Linked DNA regions of Mus musculus: regions 1 and 3 are each linked to region 2. Evidence: chromatin loops called from intact Hi-C (ENCODE). Cell type or tissue: gastrocnemius. All regions are shown on one strand.

The links. Peaks named below come from ENCODE experiments on the same cell type or tissue, not always from the same donor. Only the 100,000 strongest peaks of a DNase experiment are listed, where the experiment ranks them.
Region 1: a loop joins it to region 2, with 2.6 times the contacts of the local background. A loop is called at or near these places in 21 of 42 quality-filtered maps.
Region 3: it touches region 2 in a loop (5-fold over the local background); 6 of 42 quality-filtered maps call a loop at or near these places.

What each region holds. Positions count from the first base shown.
Region 1 is chr17:83,892,947-83,900,946 of GRCm38, reverse strand. No RefSeq gene overlaps it. Among named protein-coding and RNA genes, the nearest start is that of 1810073O08Rik, 21 kb to the left of the region's middle. In gastrocnemius, a CTCF peak has its summit at 4,047 (motif pointing left); DNase peaks (open chromatin) are centred at 4,090 and 5,271; H3K27ac peaks cover 3,953 bases.
Region 2 is chr17:84,382,133-84,390,132 of GRCm38, reverse strand. It overlaps Thada (thyroid adenoma associated), which reads left to right. Exons shown (of 38, transcript NM_183021.3): 26 at 3,531-3,622. Among named protein-coding and RNA genes, the nearest start is that of Gm24722, 5.3 kb to the left of the region's middle. In gastrocnemius, CTCF peaks have their summits at 4,244 (motif pointing right) and 5,273 (motif pointing right); no DNase peak of the experiment used is centred here; H3K27ac peaks cover 281 bases.
Region 3 is chr17:84,260,966-84,268,965 of GRCm38, reverse strand. All of the region lies in intron 30 of Thada (thyroid adenoma associated), which reads left to right. Among named protein-coding and RNA genes, the nearest start is that of Gm24492, 23 kb to the left of the region's middle. In gastrocnemius, a CTCF peak has its summit at 3,302; a DNase peak (open chromatin) is centred at 4,463; H3K27ac peaks cover 4,143 bases.

The sequences.
Region 1 (8,000 bases), 490 kb after region 2:
GAAACAAAAGGAAGAGAGGGTGGAGAGTTGACCTAGACATGGGGCACACATGTAGGCTTGCGTTCTCCTGGTGGCACACGGCCGTGACCACACTCGAGTGAGCGAGTTGTGGTAGTGCCGGCCTGCATGCAGCGTGCTAGGTGCACATCGTTGATGGTGGGAGGCAAGGGCATTGCCCCTTAACTTTCTTATTTTCCTATCCCTTCTCTCAGGCTCTCCTTTCAGAAACTAAAATCTCTCACTTTCCTCTGGGGACTTTCTCTCCCTCTGCCCAGTGCTGTTCCCTGATTCTCTTTCTATGTCTAAAGACTCAAATATACTCTAGCCCACACCAGGAATCCTGAAAGTCTGTTTCTCCTTCCCACCCCTACAAAAAGATTCATACGCATACGCAAGCACACATGCGCGCACGCACACACACACACACACACACACACACACACACCAGACTTTGTGAGCCCCCTCTTGGAAAAGTCTTGTCTACTTCCATTCCTACACGTCTCTGCTCATGGGTACAGCAGGACCAAACCCAGATCTCCTTTCTCTGTGTGCCCTTTACTTTTGTCACAGACTCGGACCCATGCGGGGGGAGCCAGCAAGGTCCTTGTCTCAAGAGCGAAGTGCAACAGAACACCCCAAACCTCAACAGTCAATTCAAATATTTGAAGCAATATTTTTAAAATTCAAGATTAATTCCAAATATGCAGGATGAATAAGATGCCAAAACTTTAAATAAAGAGAAGCTCCGAGTGACCGACTTCCCCTATGCCTTAGGCACAGTTGAGTGCGGCTTAGCATGGTCACCAGAATGGACCCAGTCCTGTAACTGGGAAGGAGTCCCTCCACAGGACTCAAACACTGCAGGAACGTGTGGCTCTGAGCCCTGTGTCTAGCAAGTCTGTGCCTGTCTTTCTGTACAATGACACTGTGACATGAGGAGCTCAGGGCCCTCAGCAGCCCATGGGACACAGCCATGAAGTGGCCAGAACTCAGAAGAAGGCCAGCTGTGAAGCTAGTGCAGAGTCAGGCATTCCAGGCTCCGCAGGACCTGGTCCAGAGGCAGAGGCAAACATGTAAAGAATGGACTGGGGGCTGAGTGAAGGGCCGAGAGCTCGAGGAGTCAGGAGCTGACGACACCTTGCTGGATTTTTTTCCTCCTTGCAGCTTTTGGACCTGTTCAGACAGGTCAGCCCGTCTACCCACTCACGGTCATGTCAGATACCTCTATTAGCTCCTCAGGCAAACAGCACACCTCAAGGACACCTGAGGACACCTGGCCCCTGAGCCCTAGAGACAAAGCAGGCCTCTGCCAAGGGACCCCACAGCCTGGCCCTTGTGACTGCCTAGGACTCCTGAGTGTAGGACTGGGGATCTTGCCTTCTATGTATTTTAGCTTCAGAATCCCATGTGCTCAGCTCCTGGGGATCTTGTCAGGACCCTATCCCTACCAGGGAAGTCACCTTTGCCTAGAGTCAAGCCAGGGGCTCCTCATTCAGACCAGGGGAGACACCCCTTTCCATCTCCCTGTCCCAGGAGCCTGAGAGGTTGGTTTCAGGCCAAGGTCATCTCCAAGGGAGGTTCTGGTTGCCTTTTCTCATGCTACCAGAAGTATTGAGCTTAGAATGGTTAGGAGAGGCTGTAGTTAAACCTGCAGGTGCCAGTGGCTCCTGAAGAGGAACACTATGCAACCATGGCCCCAGTTTTGATGGAGAAATACTCCATGTATGTATGTACAAGGCATATACATGTGTGTATATGTATACGGACACATATGCATGTGTGTGTATGTATGTGCATGCACATGCATGCATGTGGAAGGAACTGGGGATAGGTCCAGCCAATAGCCATGTGCTAAAGAGGCCCAGGCAGGCTGACTTCATGTGATTCAGCTTTCTGGTAGGTTTCAGTGGGTGACCAGTCAGAAATTCTGTTTGTCCTGGGAGCCTGAGCTGTGACCACATTTACACATATTCACTCAACAAACATGGGTCTCCACTGTGTGCCAGGCTGAAAGCTGTCCTACCCAGGCTAGGTGTACCCCTAAGCACACCTAAACTTAGAAATCTTTTTCAGCCTTTACTGGGACTGAATGGAATAGTCTTGGTGGTTGCGTGCTCGTCCACAAGGACACCCACGCACTTGCAGTCAAGGGCTCCCTTCCTTTCTGCCTCTCCTCACTGTTAACGACAGAGCCTGGACTTTGGTACCAGTAGGTGAACTATTCAGAAACTCACTCAGAGATCAGACACCCTGGCAAGGCTGAGAAGACAGGCTGAAGTCTGGACTGCCTTGGGTCTGGTCTCTTTGTCTCGGGCACTACTGGTACATTGAGCTGTGATAAAGGAAAGATATCAAACTGACACAGGTCAGGGGACTCCAAACACAGAACCAAGATCTGAAACAAACAGAGACAAAAGGTAACATGGTTCTACCACATTACTCAAGCCACGAACGACCCCATGCCAGCCCAGCCTTCCTCATTTTGAATGCCAACCCTGCCTCACCCACACTGTGGCCCATCACAAAGCCCATCTGTCTTCAGGGAACACCCTCACACACACACACACACACACACACACACACACCACCTCACACTTTTCATCAGGGTAGCCCCTGCTGAGGGTTTTCAGTAGCTCCTGACTGCCTACAAATGACCCCTGGCCCGCACTCTCCAGTCCTGAGGACTGGGGCTGATTTTCTTGGCTCGCATTCCTCTTGTCCCCCCATCCCCCAGCCAATGTGCACACACATTCTCTCTAGACTCTTTCTTTCCCACCTAGACACCATTCGCAAAGCCTTCCAGTACATTCCCTACAACCTTCAAAGCCCTGCCACTCCCACTGTGCCCAACAAAACCCACCAAGGCTCCCCAGGAGCCTTCTCAATGGTCACAGATGGGTACTGCCCCTTTTGCCTACTCTGTACTACCTGAGTGTGTCACCTCTACACACACCCAGACACACACCCAGACACACACACACCTTCTCCTACTGGCCAGTTGCCTCTTGCCTGCTAGCACCCCAGCTAACCTCAGAGCTGAGGTTGGGGCCAGGGCATCTATCTCCCCTTTGCTTCTTGTTTCATGCAGCGCAGGGCTGGGCACCCTGGCACAGACACTGTCACCCACTTAGGCCACCCCAGACCCCGGGGTTGATGTGTTGTCTCTCCGGAAGGGTGTCCCCCTGTCGAAGGCACCAGCCTCTGGCTGGGTGGCTCTGAGTCTAAGGCCTCTAAGTCAGGCTGGGGCCTGCTCAGCTGGGTGGGAACCTTACACATTCCTGCAGAATTAAACAAGGCCCTGCTGGCTCCAGGCTCCCCAGGATGAAGATCATCCGGTTTGCCTTTGGAGCCGCTTTTCTGCTTCCCCAGGCTGAGCCCCACATGGTTCCAAAAGAAAGTTCTTCAGTCTCCCAGGGCAGTGACCTCAATAGCCACAGGAAAGGGGGAAAGGTCACATCTGTGGTCATTTGGTCTGGGTCAAGGCCAGAGCCTCTGCCCTCTGCCGCCTCCTGCCTCATCCCTCCCTCACCCCATCACACGTCTAACACACTTACACACACACATATGCACGAAACGCATGGTGACACGAATACACAGACATATGCACAATGACACAGGAACACAGATGCAACTGAGAGAGCACAAGATACTCATGGAAATGCACAAACTTGTTCCCACACAGATGTATAAGCATGCATGTGCACATAGAATCAATACACACACACACACACAAACACCCTATCATAGTAGTTGAAGGGAAGTGCTCATGACAAGGATCACAAAGCCATACTTTCGTGACCAACCTCCATCTCTACTGCAGTCACATAACCCCCTTCATGAAACTTAGTCCCTGAAACTAAGATAAACAGGTGACTCTGCTTAGAGTCAGTGCCTATGACTACCCACAGGCACACGGTCCACTTCAAGCCAGTCCAGAGCCCTGTGGGCCCCAAAGCAGAGCGTTTATGTAGGAAAAGACAGTTCTCTTTCTACTGCTTGGTCTCTTTGCCAGAGATGAGCACACGGAGCCAACAGGGGTCTTTACTGCCACCTACAGGAAGCCAGGCGTAAGGAATACTCCAAGTGCTCACTATTGGGGTCCAGCAGAAGTAGAAACCCACAAGGACTTCAAAGGATGAACAACGCGTTCATGGTGGGAAGGCTGGGGAGAGGCTCTGCTAGTGACGGTGACTGTGACGGTGACTGTGACGGTGACGTGCCTGCTGTGCAAGCAGAGAGACCCACGTCAGCACCCGGAACCATGGGGTTGTGCGGCAGAGACTGAAGCTCCCTGGCGTTGGTTGGTCGGCCAGTTCAGTCAAATCAGGGCACTCTGGGTTTGTTAAGAGAGCTTGTCTCAAAAAATAAGGACTGATTAAGAAAGATACCCAATATTAATATTGACCTAGTCTTCACATGTATAAACTACACAAACAGGCACAGAGAGAGAGAGAGAGAGAGAGAGAGAGAGAGAGAGAGAGAGAGAGAGAGAGAGAGAGAGAGAGAGAAGGGAGAGGGCGAGAGAAACATACACTTAGAGGTATATACACATACAAAGTGCTATGACATAAATAATTCCTCTTAGCTGTAACACTGTTTAATCCCATGGCCACCCTGTATATGACCCCCATAACCCTTGTCATGGGCTGAACTGGGTACTTTCAAACTCCCCTGTTGAGGCCCAAGCCCCCAGCGCCTATAAGTACAACCATATTTGGAGACATGAAGACAGAGAGGCCCATTAAGATGAGATTGCTAGGGTGGGCCCTAACCTCCTGTGCCTAGTGTCCTTATAAGGAGAGAAGAGGGGAGCACAGAGAGGTCAGGGGCTCAGTTTCGAGGGGGCCACTGAGGAAAGAGATGGCCAGCCAAGGAGGGAGGTTAAAGAAGCCCCTGACCCCGACAGTTTGATCTTGGTCTTCCAGCTTCCACACTTGTGAGAAAATACATTTCTATAGTCTAAGCCACAGTGTTGGTGGCACTAGTGATGCAAAGGCAGGAGTGACCAGTCCTGGAAAGCCACCAAACAGCACCCAGAGCTCTGAGTTCCTAGGGCTGAGCTGCCATGGGGGCTCTCCATCTTTCTCCTTCATAAGAGCAATGATGTGAACCCCCAGCACAGCCTGCTCCTGGCTCAAAGGCCACCTTTTAGTACCCAGTAGGCCACTAGGCAAGGCAAGAGAGGTCAGCACAGAGAGAAGGTGGGCCCCTTAAGCCTGGGCCAGCTCATGGGCTGGCACTGAGCCTAGCACGTCTCTAGGTGCTAAAGAAGGGCTTGGCAGAGCCTTGTCAAAAACCCATGTCCACTCAGGGCAGGCTCAAATTAGTCTGCCCTGCTGCGCTCAGCTGGTTGCAATTGCAGCCCCTCGTGCTAGGATTTCACTTTCGACACTGATTTATGGGAAACACAAGGGTTGCCTAAAATTCACTTGAATTCCTGCTCAGTGAAGCAATGGTTCAGCGAGGCAAAGAAGGAACGAGCCCAGCCCTGCCATCCCACAGGGGTGGGGAGAAGAAGGTGGGAGCGTCCCTGTAGAGGTGGCTACGCCCAAGTGATCAGAGCCACTGGGGTGGGCCATCCACTCCAGCCCCAGGGGCTGCAAGGGCTCCTGGGAAAATGACATCTTCATGCAATCAGATTCTCAGCAGTGCTGAGTTACACGTGTCAGCAGGCATGAGCTCTGCCCACATGTGGGGAGAAAAGCTAATTGCAGAACATATACTACAGTGTCACAATTTATTCGAGATTCCAAAGAATGCTAAACAACCCTGGAAATGCCTTTTAAAAACTTACACATGGGGCTGGAGAGATGGTACAGAGTTTAAGAACACTGGCTACTCTTCCAGAGGACCCAGGTTCAATTCCCAACAACCACATGGTGGTTCACAACCATCTGTGATGGGATCTGATGCCCTCTCCTGGCATGCACACAAAACACTCATGTATAAATAAATAAAATGAATTTTAAAAATGTACACATAAGGAGGGGGATGAGATGGTAGTGGGCTGAGTATGATCAAAATGTATTATGTATGTATGAAATATTGCAATGGAGCCCACTATTAGATACAACTACTATATTCTAATAATTTTTAACTATCATATAAGCCAGGCCACAGTTGTATGCTTTGCCCATAATTCCAGTACTCGGATGATGAAGGTAAGAGAAGCAGGCCCTTAAGGCCAGCCTTGATTATGTAACTAATCTGAAGCCAGCCTGAGCTTCAAGAGATCTTCCTCAAAATAATGACAGCCAAAACTTGCATGTAGCTTTAGAAAAGAACAAACACGGACATTGAGAAAGCCCAAGTGTAGGCTAGAGGTCACTTCGGCAGACGAAGGGGCAGAAGAGGTGTGCACTGGGGGAGCTGCACATAAGGGCCATGGTCGCATCATAATTCTATTTCTGAATCTGTTTCATAGCTCCATAGGTGTTCATTATATCAGTGTGTGTGTGTGTGTGTGTGTGTGTGTGCGCGCGCGTACGCGTGTACACGCGTGGGCATGTGTGTGGGCGTGTGTGTGTGTGTGTGTGTGCGCACTCGTGCGTGCGTGCATGAGTGCGTGCGTGTGTGTGTGCGTGCGCGCGCGCGTGTATGTGTACGCGCGCGCGTGTGTGTGTGTGTGTGTGTGTGTGTGTGTGTGTGTGTTGCTCTGGTCTGCATTGTATAATAACAGTCGTTTAGAAGGAGGCATGAAGGCAAAGAGATGAAGTAAAGTTCCCAGCCTCAGAGATGGGCGTGGCTGCACAGGAGGTTCACTGCAGGTTCGAGACCAGCCAGGGGTACATAGCAAGACCACGCTTTAAAGAAAGCAAGGGAGGTAGAAAGGAAAAGGAGAAAGGAGGAAAAAGATTGTTTTTGCGGTTTCACGTCTCATAGCCTCAGCTCCAAAGCCCCTGGAAGACATTTCAGGTGGCTCCATGACACTAGGAAGCACACGTGGGGGGGAGGGGGGGAACACAGAGTGACCATTCAGCTGAGCCTCAGAATGTCACTGTTTCCCATTGCACCAAGGGGTGGGGGAAGATCTTTGAGCCTCATAGTGAACTTCCATATAATGGGCTAGCAGGAGGCCTTCCCTGTGCTCAAAGCTAGAGAGTAAACAAACAGGGGCGGGGGGGGGGGTAAGAGGGGGCTGTCCAAGGCCTCAGCGCTCTGCAATTTCCTTATAGCCCTCTTTTTCCAGACTGCTCAACTCCCACAGGCCCCAGGACCTGACCTGCACACCACTCCAGGAAGACCATGCCTCTGCATGGCTGTGTTAGTCTATTTTGCAAGCCTGGGCCACTGCTGTAGCTATGCACTCCAATGGCCCCAAATGGCCTGCTCCCTGGTTCTTCATCAGGTCCTCCAGGAACTGAGCGTAGCCCTGGATCCCACTGACCTCCAGCCGCCCAGCAAAACTTGTGACCTGGTTTGACAGAGTTGCATCTCACCCTCCAGCACCCAGCTTGTCTGGTTCTTCTCTACAAACAAGGCTAACTTCTGGAAGCCAGAGTTGCATCTTATTATCCATTTGACAAACACAATAAATAGCTCTGATGTGCTATATGCCTTGTAAGACGCTGGGGACTCAGCGATTGAGCAACAGTGTTCAGTTCTAATCAGACTGAATAGGAAGCTGGAGTGACAGAAGGCTAGAGTCATCGGCAGAGAACTCAAAGACTGGGTGCAGGCCAAAGACCATCCAGTCAGACCCAGCCACACCAAAACATGGGATGGCATCACTTCCAAAGGTCACATCAATAAGCTGCAGAGCCAGGAGAATCCCAGAACTACAGGGACCCGAAACCAAGTTGAATGTTCCCCCTGAGCACTGTATCCTCTGCCAGGCTGGCCTTGGAAAGCCAGTCTCAGCCTCCAAATACCTACTGGTGACAAAGGCAGGCCTCTGGGAGCTGTGTCCCACTCTATCTGGAGGCCACACACTGAGGATAATAAGCTGGGGTCACATTCACGGTGTCAAATCTGAAGCCAAAATTTGCACTTCCCTTCTA
Region 2 (8,000 bases):
TGGATATTAACTGGCCTAGACACAGTGCTCTGCCATTTCTATTGCCAGCACTCTGGACAGCTGAGTCGGTGGCTCTCAGTGCAATGGCTTCGGAAGCCCCTTTCTAATTCTACTGCTTTTACTGTTACCTTCTTCAAAAATATGCGTTGCACTTTCCTGTGCTTGAGTACATAATTATACAGCTCATGTGTAGCAGTCAGTCACATTATAATTGTTAAGAGCTTATTAAAAAGCAGAAGAAAACAAAGTAACAGCTGGGGTTATGGGTCAGTGATGGATCACTTGCCTTGCATGGGCAAGACCCCGCGCTTTACATAAAGGCTATTTAAAACTCAGTAAGAAAAAGACACCCCAATTAAAAGTACATGCATTTCTCCAAAGATGATATTAAAGTGACAAAGGACACATGGGAAAGTGTTTCCTAGCATTCCTTCCACAATAGAGGTCCCAGGCACGGAGCTTATGTCATCCGACTTAGCATCAAGTGCCTTTATCTGTTGAGCCATTTTGCTGGCTCACATTCTTAGTTTTGATAATCTCTCTGCTTATATTACTAGTTGACATACATTATTATGATGATGCCTACTTTTAATATAGGTTCTGTTATAGAAGTTTAAAATTTCTGATTCTGAGTGTTCTTCATGATTCTGGTATAACTCAGTACTCGCTCATTTGATAAGATAATTGAGGAAGGCTAATATTAGGATAGTGAAGATTTTTTTGTGATTCCGAAGGATCTTGACACAATGGCTTAGTGAAGATAGGCTCTGTTAGTATGTTGGAGTAATAATTATGCTTTATTCATAATAATTTTTCCTTTATTAAAAGATTTATTTGCTTATTTTACCTGTGTGAATGTTTTGCCTGCATGTATATGTGTGCACCACATGTCTGCCTGGTTTTAAGGAGGTTAAAACAGCATTAGATCTAAAATTGGAGTTGTAATTGGTTGTGAGGAACCAAATGGGTGCTGGGTCCTCTTCAAAAACACCCAGTCCTACACCTGCTGAGCCATCTCTCCACATGATCTTGCCCCCTTTTCTTTTGAAAGACATTATATACCCTCATGATATTACCCAAGACATTATATACCCTCATGATATTACCCAAGATATTATATACCCTCATGATATTACCCAAGACATTATACACCCTCATGATATTACCCAAGACATTATATACCCTCATGATATTACCCAAGACATTATACACCCTCATGATATTACCCAAGACATTATACACCCTCATGATATTACCCAAGACATTATACACCCTCATGATATTACCCAAGATATTATATACCCTCATGATATTACCCAAGACATTATATACCCTCATGATATTACCCAAGACATTATATACCCTCATGATATTACCCAAGACATTATATGCCCTCATGATATTACCCAAGACATTATATACCCTCATGATATTACCCAAGACATTATATACCCTCATGATATTACCCAAGACGTTATATACCCTCATGATATTACCCAAGACATCATATACCCTCATGATATTACCCAAGACATTATATACCCTCATGATATTACCCAAGACATTATATACCCTCATGATATTACCCAAGATATTATATACCCTCATGATATTACCCAAGACATTATATACCCTCATGATATTACCCAAGACGTTATATACCCTCATGATATTACCCAAGACATTATACACCCTCATGATATTACCCAAGACATTATACACCCTCATGATATTACCCAAGGCATTATATACCCTCATGATATTACCCAAGACATTATACACCCTCATGATATTACCCAAGACATTATACACCCTCATGATATTACCCAAGACATTATACACCCTCATGATATTACCCAAGATATTATATACCCTCATGATATTACCCAAGACATTATATACCCTCATGATATTACCCAAGACATTATATACCCTCATGATATTACCCAAGACATTATACGCCCTCATGATATTACCCAAGACATTATATACCCTCATGATATTACCCAAGACATTATATACCCTCATGATATTACCCAAGACGTTATATACCCTCATGATATTACCCAAGACATCATATACCCTCATGATATTACCCAAGACATCATATACCCTCATGATATTACCCAAGACATTATATACCCTCATGATATTACCCAAGACATTATACACCCTCATGATATTACCCAAGACATTATACACCCTCATGATATTACCCAAGACATTATACACCCTCATGATATTACCCAAGACATTATATACCCTCATGATATTACCCAAGACATTATACACCCTCATGATATTACCCAAGACATTATACACCCTCATGATATTACCCAAGACATTATACACCCTCATGATATTACCCAAGACATTATATACCCTCATGATATTACCCAAGACATTATATACCCTCATGATATTACCCAAGACATTATATACCCTCATGATATTACCCAAGACATTATATGCCCTCATGATATTACCCAAGACATTATATACCCTCATGATATTACCCAAGACATTATATACCCTCATGATATTACCCAAGACGTTATATACCCTCATGATATTACCCAAGACATCATATACCCTCATGATATTACCCAAGACATTATATACCCTCATGATATTACCCAAGACATTATATACCCTCATGATATTACCCAAGACATTATACACCCTCATGATATTACCCAAGACATTATATACCCTCATGATATTACCCAAGACATTATATGCCCTCATGATATTACCCAAGCAGGCCTGCCTGTAGCTCACGATTCTCCTGCTCCGACCTCCCAAATCCTGGTCTTACAGCCTTGTGCTACTGTGACTGGTTGTTTTACTTTTTATTAATCAATTATCATAAAATAATTTCAGAGGCTGTGTGGTGTTACTGCACACCCTTAATCCCAGCAGAGGAAGGTGAACTCTTGAACTCTTGTGAGTTCAAGGCCAGCCTGGTCTTCAGAGGGAGTTCCATGACAGACAGGAGGACTATGTATGCAGAGAAACCCTATCTTGGGTGGGAAAAATAATAATAAATTAAAAACAAAGAAAGAAAAGAAATCTTCTGAGTTAAATAACTTGAGGGGGCTATTGGCATTGTAAGATTAATAATACCATCCTGAATACTAACCGCCTTGGCTGCTTTAATTCATGGATTCTATCAAGTTAAACCTCACGAGTGTCCTTCACAGATGAAAGGAGGAGCTCGGGTCTCCCTGGTGTGCTCATTGTCAGGTGACGTGGGAAACTAAAGTCCGCTTTGGTTTTAGAAGTATGGTATTAGAAAGACTCTGCTGTGTGCAGTGGTTGGACTTGCACAGCTGGTACAGCTGAAAAGGAAGCCATTGAATGAATTATCAGAATTTTTTTTCTCAGTTGCCTTTTTTATGAACACAATCCTTATTTTCTTTAGCCCCACCTAATTAGTTAATGATTTTGAATATCTAGTTTAAACATTATAAATGGGTTTCGTGCCGTAACTACTTTCTAACTCTCACTTTCTGTTTATTTTACATTAGGTGAGAAATTCATCCACACTTCTCTTTAGTTCCTTGATCACAAGAGTTTTTGGCGTTAAGAGAGGAAAGGATGAAGTTTCCAAAACAAATAGGTAAGCCCAGTGCAACCTCACCTTCACACAGAAGCTCGGGCTAATGTAGCTGCTGATTCAGAGTCCTCAGTGAGCCAAGACTGTGCAGGTGCTCCAGTGGGCTCAGCCATACCCAAGTCTGCGTCCTTGGGCGGATCAGCTGTGTAATAAGCAGGTCTTGGGAGGCAGCAGGAGCAGGGCTGCAGGGCAGGGCTGCAGGGCAGGAGTGCAGTTTGACTACCTCTGGGTACATAAGCAAGGCTTCTGTCTGTACTTGTTATCTTCTTCAAGTATTGATGAAATGCCCCCAATTACTCTTTCTAGTTGCACTTAAAAAACTCTTCAGCAGGTCATCCTGTCATGTCCAGGTAGAGACGTAGCCATCTCTGTCTGTGTTCAGTGTATGTCCCTGACTCCTTTTTCCTTGTACGTTGTATGTGGACACGTGGAAGAATCACTACGTCTGGCTTTTTGGAGTTTATGCTCTCAGATACTTTTCTCGACGTGATATCTTTAGTGAACCTGTGCACACATTTTGATTATAGACAATTTAAATGCACGGTGAAGTTGTATGCGTTTCTAAAGAAGAGAAGCAATTAACTAGGGAATTGTTTCCACTGCAGAGGAGTTGATGCTTGTCTAACACTAGGTGTCACTGTTGTTTTGTGTTCAGTTGCTCCCTTACCATTACTTAGGATCCAGTTTGGTTGGCTAAGTGGTCTTTAGTTTTCCCTCTCACCTAAAAAGGTTGCCATGCTCCAAATTTAAGTTTTAGGCTGATTACTTAAAGAGTGAATTTTTTTTTCTTTTTGGTTTTTGTTTTCTAGACAGGGTCTCTCTGTGTAGCCTTGCCTGTTCTAGACTTCTCTCTGTAGACCAGGCCCACCTTGAGTTCATAAAGACACACCTGCCTCTGCTTCCTGAGTGCTGGGATTAAAGGCGTGCTCCATTATTGCCCAGCTCTCAGCACACCATTTGGATGCTTTGCACACCACTCCTAAGATGACCTGCGCCTCCAGCACCCACAGTGTTTCTCTGCTGCTGCTGCTTCTTGTTGTTGTTGTTTTTTTTTTTTTTATAGATTTATTTACTTATTTCATGTATGTGAGTACACTGTAGCTGTCTTCAGACACACTAGAAGAGGGCATTGAATGCCCATTACAGATGATTGTGAGCCACCATGTGGTTGCTGGGAATTGACCTCAGGACCTCTGGAAGAGCAGTCAGTGCTCTTAACTGCTGAGCCATCTCTCCAGCCAGAATATATTTTCTTGTGATAGAACTAAGTCTTAGGAATTAAAAAGTATGCTAGACACTGTGACACTGAGGCACACCACTGTAACACCAGTGCTAGAGTGGCTGAGATAGGAGGATTGTGCATCTGAGGCTAGCCTTGACGACAGACTGAAACCATGTCTCCCAGAAAAAAAAAGTTATGAGATATATGCTGTCAGTGAAACTTCGTGTCACTCTGAATTGTAATTTGAAAATCTATTTACCACTCTGTAAAACTCACCATATATATAAAAGGGAGGTAACTAGATATAATTATGAATCACCTAAGAATTTGATGAAAATACTAGACTATTTTTTAATCATTATTATTTTTCTGTGTATCTATGTGAGCATATGTACACATGTATGCAGTACCCACAGAGACCAGAAGAGGGCATCAGGTCTGTGAACCACCTGATGTGAGTGCTGGCATCTGAACCCAGATTCTCACAATTGAGCTGCAACTGTTTTTAATGGCTGAGGCATTTCTCTAGTTCTTAGTCTGTTCTGAAATCCAAATTGTAGTTCAAAAGCAAAACATTGCTTGTTTGGAAGGATGATGATAATTTTTGTTTTTCTTAAAGTAGTTTGTCCATTGAGTAGTTTAAAATGACTAGTGCTGCTTCTCTTTAGGTCTGTGCACCTGGGTCATAATTCTGCAGTGTGCTAAGGTTCAATCTGCTTATAAAACCGTGATTACTGGTGATACAAACCAAGCCTGAGGAGACAACCCTATAGCCTCAGTCCTCAGGATGCAGGTGCAGGAGCATCTGGAGCTGAAAGTCAGCCTGGGCTACATAGCTAGTTTGAGGCCAGCCTGTGCTACTCGGAACTTTGTCTTGGAAAAGCAAATATAATTGGTTTCTTCTTATAGTTGTGAAGTGCATACAGATTTTACTATGAGAAGTACTAGAGAAAATGATGAGATGTTTAATTTAGGTTGAAAGGGGGGAAGAATATGGCAGTCATAAACATGGTTTTACCAACGTTACACTGATGGAGATCCCTTCTGTACATGATTCTCTTTGAGTTGGAAAGGGTAGGAAATGAGAACTTTCCTGGAGAGAAAGAAGCAGCGTAGTTCAGAATGGTTCTAGTGCAGTGGAAGGGAAGTGAGGAAAAGGAGGAAATGGATTCTTTATTCAGTGTGATGGTCGCTTTTGGTCAGAGCCCTTGTGTTTGTCATCTGAAGATTTGTCAGGGCCACCCTTACACAGGCTTCTGCTTTCTCCCAACTGGAAAGCCTGTCTCAGCTGTCATTGGATCTGCACTCTAACGCCTTCATGGCCTCCAGTTTGCAGCAGTCGGTCTGCAAACGAGATGTACTTGGTTGCTTCGCTTTCTGCTGCAGTGCACATCTGCTCGTTCATACTGAGGCCTTTCCGTCTATTATTTGGTGTATGCTGGAAATGATGGCTTGACTTTTGTTTTTTTGCAATCGGGTAACTAAACTCACCTGGTGACATCTCACAGGATGGTGATGTTTGCTTTCACAAGGTCTCTGCTCTGCCAGAGAACTACAAATGTGTGCTACTGGTCAGGAAGGAGTTGACAGGAAAAGAACACCTGCCTTTTTCACCAGCTGTGAAAATCCTGTCTCTTGGAGTAAACAGCTTGGTTTCTAGGCTTTCTGCTGCCACTGGCAGTGACCTTCATAGACTCCTTTAGCTGCTCCCCACTACCATCCCAGGATACTGAGATCTAGGCTTCTGTCAGAGCTAAGCACTAGACTGCCTTTTCCTCTGACAGCGTTGGAGTCCTGCACGGACACAGACGCATTTGCTATTGCTTCTGTCCTGCTTCTGCCACCCTTGCCCCGCACCCGTGCTGCCAGGTTTTTGAGAAAAGTTTGGTGTCAGTGTCTTGACATTCTTTGTATACTTGGTGCCTCTAAAACTCTCTTGGATGTAGGAGACTAACAGACAGACTTGCTTAATAAGCACATTCTTGGTGCTAAACAAAGAAGAAGAAGCTGGTTTCTCCTGCTTTTATCCCCAGGTGGCTGCAGTAATTGACTGAAACAAGTTCTAGCTGATCTCTCTGTGCCTGGAGTTCCCCTGTAAAATGAGGGTTCTTGGAGTATCCCTGCTGTCCTTCTTTAAATGCTAAGCCCAGGCTTTCCATAAAGTTCTTAGAATTGCAGATTCGGTTAAGTGCAGTTCCTAGTGCATAGACCTGCACATAGTAGGGTAAAACAAACAAGCAAACAAAACCTACTTTCATAAATAAAGAAGTGATCAAGAGTCCATCTTCCTTTGTAAGTGTACTAAAATAAAGGTGCTTTTTGAGCTCATTGGCCTTGTTTTATATGTGTTCTTTGGTACGTTTTATTTGTCTGCATGTTTTAAACTGTGCATCTATTGAAGGATATCTTGTATTGTTTGTGGTTTTGAACTGTTAACAGATAAAGCTGTGACGGCCATTCATATATTTGTATGACCACAGAGTTTCACTTCCCTGGATTGAGTGGCGAGTTTTATTTATATTTTGTGCATAGGTGTTTTGCCTGCGTGTGTTGTGTGTCTGTGCAACATGTCCATGTAGTACCCACTGAGGCCAGAAGAAAAAGTCAGGCCCTCCTGAATTGAACTTACAGACGGTTGTTAGCTGCCATGATGGTTCTGGTAATGGAATCCGGTTCCTCTGGAAGATCAGTCGATCACTCTTGTTTAATCACTGAGCCATCTCTCCAGCCCCTTATTTGTTGTGTTCTTGAGTAGTATTTTATTTAGATTTTCTAAAACCTATTTCCTTGTGTTTCTTGTCATTTAACAGACTTAGAACTCAGCCTGACTCAGAGCTCTGACCATGCTTTCTCAAACAGCTCCATCTGCACAGGGAGGGTGGGGGTCCTGCATGACTCTCCCTTTCTTACAGCAGATCCCTGATTTAAACCCTATGTGAATTAACCTTCAAGTTGTCTTATTCAAGCTCTATAACCAATGTCAATGGATAATAGTCTGAAAAGCTTTATTTTTGACCATATGACATCCATATGGACAGTGTAGAGGAAGAGAGTGAATTAGGGTAGCGTTTGCACAGTCCTAATGCAGTGTGGCGCTCATGGCAAGCACCTACTGTGAACTGTTACCAGTTAACTGTGTTAACTGGGAGAGGAGCACAT
Region 3 (8,000 bases), 120 kb after region 2:
GAGGGCAGCGGTTACCAGATCCCCGTGTGAGGGCAGCGGTTACCAGATCCCGGTGTGAGGGCAGCAGTTACCAGATCCCGGTGGGGTGGAAATCTTGCCCAGGTCAGGAAGCAAGTGAGATTCAGAATGAGCCCCGTCCTGGGAAGGGATGTCACAACATTGTCTAGGGATGTCACAACATTGTCTAGGGATGTCACAACATTGTCTAGGGATGTCACAACATTGTCTAGGGATGCCACAACAGGGTGCAGTCCAGGCCCCTTGGATGGTCCTCCTGCTGCGCTTGCTGTCTTCAGGCTGCAGCTCTGCTGTCCTAGCAGTCACAGGCTCCACCCTAACAGAAAGAACTTTGAAAAGCTCTCTCAAGCAGGACTCAGAGGAAACGGCTTGTTTACCTTGGCTGTGACTTGGGATTACAATTATATTGGGCTTCAGTTTTTTCAGAAGTGGTTTGTTATCTTGTGTTTCCCTCAGCCATAAAAGAGTAAATATGTATTGGATGTTCCTTTTAGAAAACTTGATGACATAAACCATGTGTGTGGGTACACGTGTGTTAATCCTACTACTTAGGGGTACGGAGACAAAGGGGCTGTTGCAAATTTCAGACCAGTCTGAGCTACTCAGTGAAACAGTTTCAAAAAAACAAACCAAACTGAAGAAGATAAGCAGGTGAGCTTTGTGTGCTGCTGGGCTCTGGGGTGGGGAATGGGATGGCCGAAGGGAAACATTCTCTACAGAACTTCATCCCTGGTTTTCCTTGGCTATCATTCATAGCAAGGAAAAATAATTTGAAAAACAATATAAAAGTGAAATCTACTCTTAGCACAGTTCTCTGTGGTTACATCATCTTTTTCCTTTTTTTAAAAAACATAGCTAAGGTTCTATTAAGTATAAAAGTTATAGCTTCCTTTTTTTCACTTGGCAATATGAAAATATTTGCTATTATTATTACTTAAAACTTTATGGCTGCTATGGAAAATGGTATCACACTTCCTTAAAAACTGGAAATAGAATCAGTATCTAATCCTGCAGTTCTCCGTCTAAGTTCAGAGAAAGAGAAAGCAGGCTTCGATGGTTGTACTGCTATGCTCAGAGCAACGTTCTTCCTGGTCACCAAACCACAGAACAGCAGTGTTCATTGCTGACAATGTAAGCAAAATATGCTATATACATATGGTAACATTAGTCCATCTTTAAAAGAGAAGTTCCCATCCTCAACTAGGGATTGAACCCAGGCCTTTCCACATGCTAGGCCAGTGCGCTGCCACAGCTATATCCCCAAGCAGCAAGAGAGATCTGACCTGTGCCACCACATGGAGGTACCCCGAGAGATGGCTGGCTGAGCAGATAGTTCATAGACACAGAAAGTAGAGCTGTCATTGGCAGCGTGTGATGGGACAGCCAAGAGATAGAAGTGCTGGGGTTAACATAGTAACTTCATACTTAAAACATTTAAAAATAGCAAGTACAAACAAAAACTAAAATCTCTATTATTTCTTCAGAGTTTTTTTTTTTTTCAATTTGGGGAATTGGGGGGTTGATTTTTCCTATCACTATCCATCTCTACAAAAAAAATAATTTTGCCTAATTTTGCCTTTTTGATTAACTAGGAAAAGAATCTTTTGTTGAAAAGTGGGCTTAAGCATCTCTCTGTGTGTCTCTATGCCTGTGTGTGTGTGTGTGTGTGTGTGTGTGTGTGTGTATGTATGAGGGGGCGGAGAGAGAGAGATTGGGCTTATTGGTTTGTTTTGCTGGGTTTTTTGAGATTGGTCTCATTATATAGTTCTTACTCTCCTGAAACTCACCAAGATCCACCTGCCTCTGCCTCCCAAGTGCGCTGGGATTAAAAGCATATGCCACTATAATTGGCTTCATTGCTCTACTTTGCCTTCATTGCTGCGTGTGGTGTGGAGTCAGTCTGTAACTCTGGCCTTAGGTTTCATTTCTAAAAGCAGACTAAGTCTCTTGAGAGGCAGCGCAGTGCTACAGCTGCTGTACGTTGTGAGACCCTCGTCCCACAAACAGTGCATGGAGACCTTGCCAAAAGTTTAAGGGTTTTTAAAAGTTATTTTTGGAATGCCTACTTTGTACCAAGCTCTGGATGAAGCAATCAATATATATGATTCCATGAGTTTATCTCAAAATGCTCTTGGTATTAGAAAATTAACTTTTCTGTGTTGACACACCCTATGTATAACACTAGTTTAGTTTGGCATAAGTTCAAGAGATAAGGCAAACAAGTATGGTTATGTTTTCAACTTTTACTTTCAATGTTTTAACACAGTAACTGACACGCTTTAACCTTTTGTTTCTGGTTCATAAGGACTTTTCCCTGGGCTTTCCCAGGGTACCACTAGGGCCTGGGTGTACTGTGTGCTCTGCCAGGGGTGCCAGGTAACAAACAAAAACTTGTTCAGATCCTGGTAGCAAGCCATGTGCTTTATGTCTCTTTGTGTGTGCTTGTTTGCACATTCTGTCTTGCTAGCCTCCTCCTGGGAGAGTGGGGATGGTGATAGCTTTAATTTTACTTTGAGACAGACAGAGCCTTGCTCCTTAGCCTAGGCCAGCCACGGCCCTCCTACTGCTGGGATGACACTGGGACACTACCACTCTGGCTCTGGTCATTGCTTTTAATAGAGCGTGCTTTACACACATCACTGCTGTACTCACCCAGCCACTTCTCCCATTAGGATCCCACAGGAGACTGTGACTCCTGGTCTTGGCACTAACAAATGCCAGGTTGGCTGGTAGCAAGTTTTCATTCCAAACAATAGTTCCTGATGCTCAGGGTAGAATGCTGGAATCACCGGGGAAGATTTAAAACCTCCCAGTGTCAACTCCCACCCTGAGAGACTCTGCTGTAGAAATAAATGCCTTTGCCTTCCCAAGTCCACTGAAGCCAGGGACCCTCATGTGGTCCTTGTTCCAGAGGGTCGTGTTACATTTTCATCTTTTAAGATGTGGCTAAAGTAGAACAGGCAGTACTTGGGTCAGTTTGTTTATCAGCCTTTTCTGGGCGAGGCCAGACTGACTTAGGCACTGCAACTATTTCTTAAAACCACAGTGCAGTGTAAAGAGGGCAACAAAACAGGTTCTCAGGCAAACTCCTGGATCTGGGATTTAAATACGGAAAACCCTGTGAAGTCCCTATGCATTTGCAGAGATGTAACCCTCAGAGGTCAGGAGAACCCATCCATCTACACAGCTGAACAGGCGTGGACCCCACTGAAAACTGCTAATATCTGTACTCAGCTGCCAAGTCCTTGTCAAGCTTTTTCCTGGACCTTACTGCCTCCATGTGTCCAGACACTGCTTGTCATGTTGGACTGTCTAAAATAGAGCTGCTCAGATAGAACGTGTTCTCAGAAGTCACTAGTTAGACTGAAGGTAGGACCTGAGCACCTAAATACTTGGCCAGCTCCAAGTGAGAGCTGCTGTTGACCCTGAGACAAAGTTCATAGTTTATGAACTTAGCAAAGGCTAAGCCATCAGCCACTGTAGTTCTAGCACCCAGTTAGAAATGTTCTTCCCATGCTCATGGCCTTACTCCCCCTTGCTAGGCAGAAGCAGACTCAAGACTTCCAAAGCCATCAGGCCTGCAGCCTCTCCCAATGTCAGGGCTGCATGGTACCAGGACACTGTGGGAAAGTTATATTTCTTGGTTCAGGCAGCCATCCCTGTGGCCTCAGGGCCTGTGGGAGGACTGGTGCTCTGTTGGCATGCAGTTGGCTATTTGTCATTCTGTTAAATAAATCTTATAGTCTGATGAGGAAAATAGGCTTTTGAGAATATGAGAATAGATCTCAAGGTGAGTAAGAAAAATGTGTGTGTGTGGGGGGGGGGGTTGGTTGGTTGTTTCAGTAAAATGGTGTTGATGAAGGGAGTAGGTATGGGAGAGCTTGTGTTTGTGGGCCCACTCTAGTACTTGGCCCCTCAAGCCAGCTCTGACTTGCAAACTGTGAACTGTAACACGGCTCACCTCCTTCTCAGCTTCCTTTGATCACTCCTCCCACCCCTGTGTCCCCCTTCTTTACTAGTCCCCAGTAAGCTGAGTGCTGTTCCCCTTGAGGGCCTATGGGTTTAAGAATGTGAGTAAAATGTGCTTATAGAGACAAGGCTGGGGCTTGCTTGTGTGTGGCAGTCCCAGGTCTTCCCCAGACGTCTATAGCCAGCTTCAGAATCTGCTCTAGAAAGAATTCCATTTGCTTCACAAGAGCTGAAGACAGCATTTTTTTTTTCTAACCACCAGATTTATTCACACAAGAGACTACACTGCCAGGGCAGAAAGACTGGGGCTTGGGTCTGATTCTACTTTCCCATGGCCCCAGCCTCTTCCCAGTCTCCTGTGTTCTGGACTGCTCTCCTCCACAGGAAGTAGCTCGCTCTTTTGCAGTGACCTGAGAAACAGTGTGGCTAAGCCCTCAGCCTGCTGCAGCTTGCTGTCCCACCTCCATTGCCACTGGCAGGAGTCCAGCCCAAAGGGGCTGTTGTAGTAGGGTGATCGTGGGGCATTGTAAGGCTATCATTTGTGGTCCCTGCCAAGACTGGAAGACACGCGAGTCTCAACAAGGCTAGCTAGTCACGTAGCACACCTGCTTTTGTGGGGGGGTGGGCTGGGCTGGACTTGGTGCTTTCCGTTCCTTTTTCTCTTTTCTTCCCCCACCTCTCCTTTTTCTCCCCCCCCCCCTTCTTTTGTCTAAAAGGTTTCCCCAGCAGTCCCTCTTCTTGACATCTGAGGGACAGACAGATTGAGTGGGAATGTGACCACTGCCTTGCTCTCAGTCTGAGACTCTGGGGAGAGGAGACTACCATTAGGACTTCTTCAGTCCTCTAACTCAGCCTGTTGAGGTCACCTTCAACCTGGTGAAGAACTGATGGGGGAGGTGGGATTGGTGTATTTTAGATCCAGACTTCTTCCCTTTCAGACATCTCAGGAGTGTTTAAGGCCAGGACACCTTGAGATCCTGTTTGTATTTTTAAAACAATAGAAGTATGAAGTTACATTTCAACCCAAACCTGTGAAACAAGGTGCAAAACATCCTCTTCGTTACATACTGCTTTTGCAAATGCAGCAAGGAGCAAGCTGTTGAAGAAGTGAAATTGGAAGTTTCTTGCTGACAGCTGGGCTTATGCAGGCTGGTCGGGGTAAAGCAGTCTTATGCGGATTAGTATGTTTAACTGAGCCCAGGATCCAGATCCAAGCGTCATACTGCACTGGAAAGTGAAAGATAGTCCTTTCACACAGTTGTGTACCAGGCATTCAGTCCCCAACTGCTGATGCTTTATGCTCTTTAAATGCCGAAATCTGCAACCCTACCCTGGAGTTAGTAATAAGCTTGTTTGAAGGCACAGAAATAACTATCTTCCTCCACTCAGTGCTGTTGATCTTGGGAGAATGGGGGTGGAATGTTGCTGTTAGAAGTTTTGCACAATATTGTCATGGTCTGACTTGCATTTTCATAATACTATGTAGAGCCCTAGTACAGTATTTTTTTTTCCTTTTAATGTATATCAAGTTCTGTCTCTTAGATAAACCAGGGTCTTCCTTGAGCCATTTCCAGTGAATTAAAACCAATTCCAATTCACAGACACTAGAGAACAATGTAGTAGCGTGATGGAGAATATAAAATGAATGATACTTTTAGGGCACAGTGGGTGTGGCCTTATAATTCCAGCACTCAGGAGGCTGGGACAGGAGGATTGCTGCCAGTTCAAGACTTGCCTAGGCAGCATAGGGAAACCCTGTGTCAACAGCCAAAATATAACTATAAGATGGAAGATATTGTCCCTGTTTCAAAAACCACTCGGGGATGCTAGGGAGATGGCCCAGTGGGTTAAGACCACTTGTTATTCTTGCAGAATACTTGGGTTTGGTTTCCAGCAACTAACAATTAGCTGCAACTCCAGTCCCAGGAGATCTGGTCCTCTAAAGGCAGCAGTCATACACATGGTATGCAGACATACATATAGGCAAATACCCATATATATAAAATAAAAAATAAATCTCTTAAAACAAACAAACAAAAATGTCTGACCAAGACAAGAACAGATTAACCATAAGCAAGTAAGAGTTTAATAAGGGCTGAGATGAGTCACTGTAGAGCTGAGATCGAAGCAATAAGTGCGAGCTTGTGGGCTGAGGAGTCAAGGAAGTGTTCTGAGGGAAAGAGACCTTTACAGGCTAGGTGAGGTTTAATTGTTCGATAGGCTAATGCTGTGTGATTGCAGAATGAGAGAAGTTACATGGATACAGCCCAGCCTTTGTTGACTAAGAAGCAATAGCTGCTACTCATGCAGCAAGGAGCCTTAGTGCAGAGCTCAGCATTGCGGTGAGCACTCTCAGCATGGGCTAGAGCCACATTAGGGCCTCCGTTGTCATGGTCTGCTTATCATGCAGTCCAGTGTCATGAAACAGTTAACCAATCGTGGCGCTCAAATAGGTACAAAAGTACAGACAAAAAGGCTTTCTAGGGGAGCTGGATGTTTGAGATTAGCTTTAAAACAGGAGTGTGGTTTTAAATACCAGAGTGATAGGAAAGAGCCTGTCAAGATGGTGCCTCTGGATCTCGCATCATGAGCAGTGGGCTTATAGAACCAGAAGAGATGCTGTGCAAGATTGGGGAAGAGAACATATGGGACGGCCCTTAAAGGAATTGGTGCTTGGATGGGGAAGAGGATGGGGAAGAGAACAAATGGGACGGCCCTTAAAGGAATTGGTGCTTGGTTGGTCCAGGACTTTAAGAGACAATCGCTGGTCTCGGGTAGACACTGGTGAAAGGCAACTGCCTAGACACACTTGAAATCCAAAATTTCAGAAGCTCCCGAGCAGCCGTTTGCTAGTTACCAGTAATGGAAATATCATGGCTTGCATCTTTGTATTTTTGTTAAGAGGACCATAGAAGGAGTTTATACTTGGAAAGGGAATGTAAAGATTATCTCGTCTGGTGAAATTCTTCCCTCAAAAAGAAGCTTTTGTGGAAACTCAAGATGCTGGAGCTAACCTAGGAGAGATGGTAAATACAGTTTAGTCAGGGTGAGGCCTGGAGGCTGCCTGATGTCTTCCATCCCACTGGGAGCACAGAGTGGACTAAGGAAGTACCCCGACTCCATATTTCAAAACAGTGATCAAATAAATAAATAAATAAATAAATAAATAAATAAGCAGAAGAGATGATTGGCAAGGGGTTGGGCAGCCATTGTAACAGATGTGGTCCCCCAGAAGACAGCTCCACTTGGGGTGAAAGTAACAAACTCTGATTTACCTTTTGCCCGGCCTCCTGCTGCCTGATCATCCTTGTAGAAGATCCTGCAAGCCTGCACTGTTCCCAGGCCTCTTGCAGAAGCCACACTCCTATAGAGGACCCAGCTCTAGACTTTGCCATTAAAGGCTGCTGTTCTACACCTCTTCCTGAGAGGCCTGCTCCGGCAGGCTGCTGCCTCTTCTCTGCCAAGCAGTGTAGATTCTGGTGTGTGAGTAAGTTAGTTCTCCTAGTCACCCAGATGTCCTGTAGGAGTGATCTTTTAGTGCCTCTGGAGTCATTTACTCTGATACAGACTTTATGGCACCATGTCCCTTCCCTGCCTCAGTCTTGAGCTGATTAGGCCCTGGTACCCAAATGCCCTGTGTGGCCAGGGTTTAGCCCTCTTCCAGGAAGACTTGTAGGGAAGGGGCTGGTGTGTGCATGGGTGAGGGGGCAGTATGGGAGAGGCCCTGCACTGCCTCACTGCACTGCACTCCTCCCTGCCCCCTCAACTACCTGTGGGACCTAGGCCTCCACAGTGATAACAGTGGCCTGCAAGGCTGTGGGAGTGCCTTCCCATGCAGGCCAGAGCATGAAGAGCCCTCCCTCAGCAGCCCACAGCCTGTGTTCTGGGGAGGGCCTACTTCTTGAGGCAGTTTAACAGGAAGCCTCAAGCCTGGGGCTTGGGGAGAGCATACATACTATAGTAAACTCAAGGGAAGCACTGCCAGGCAGTCCCTGAAGCCCACTAGTGTGGCC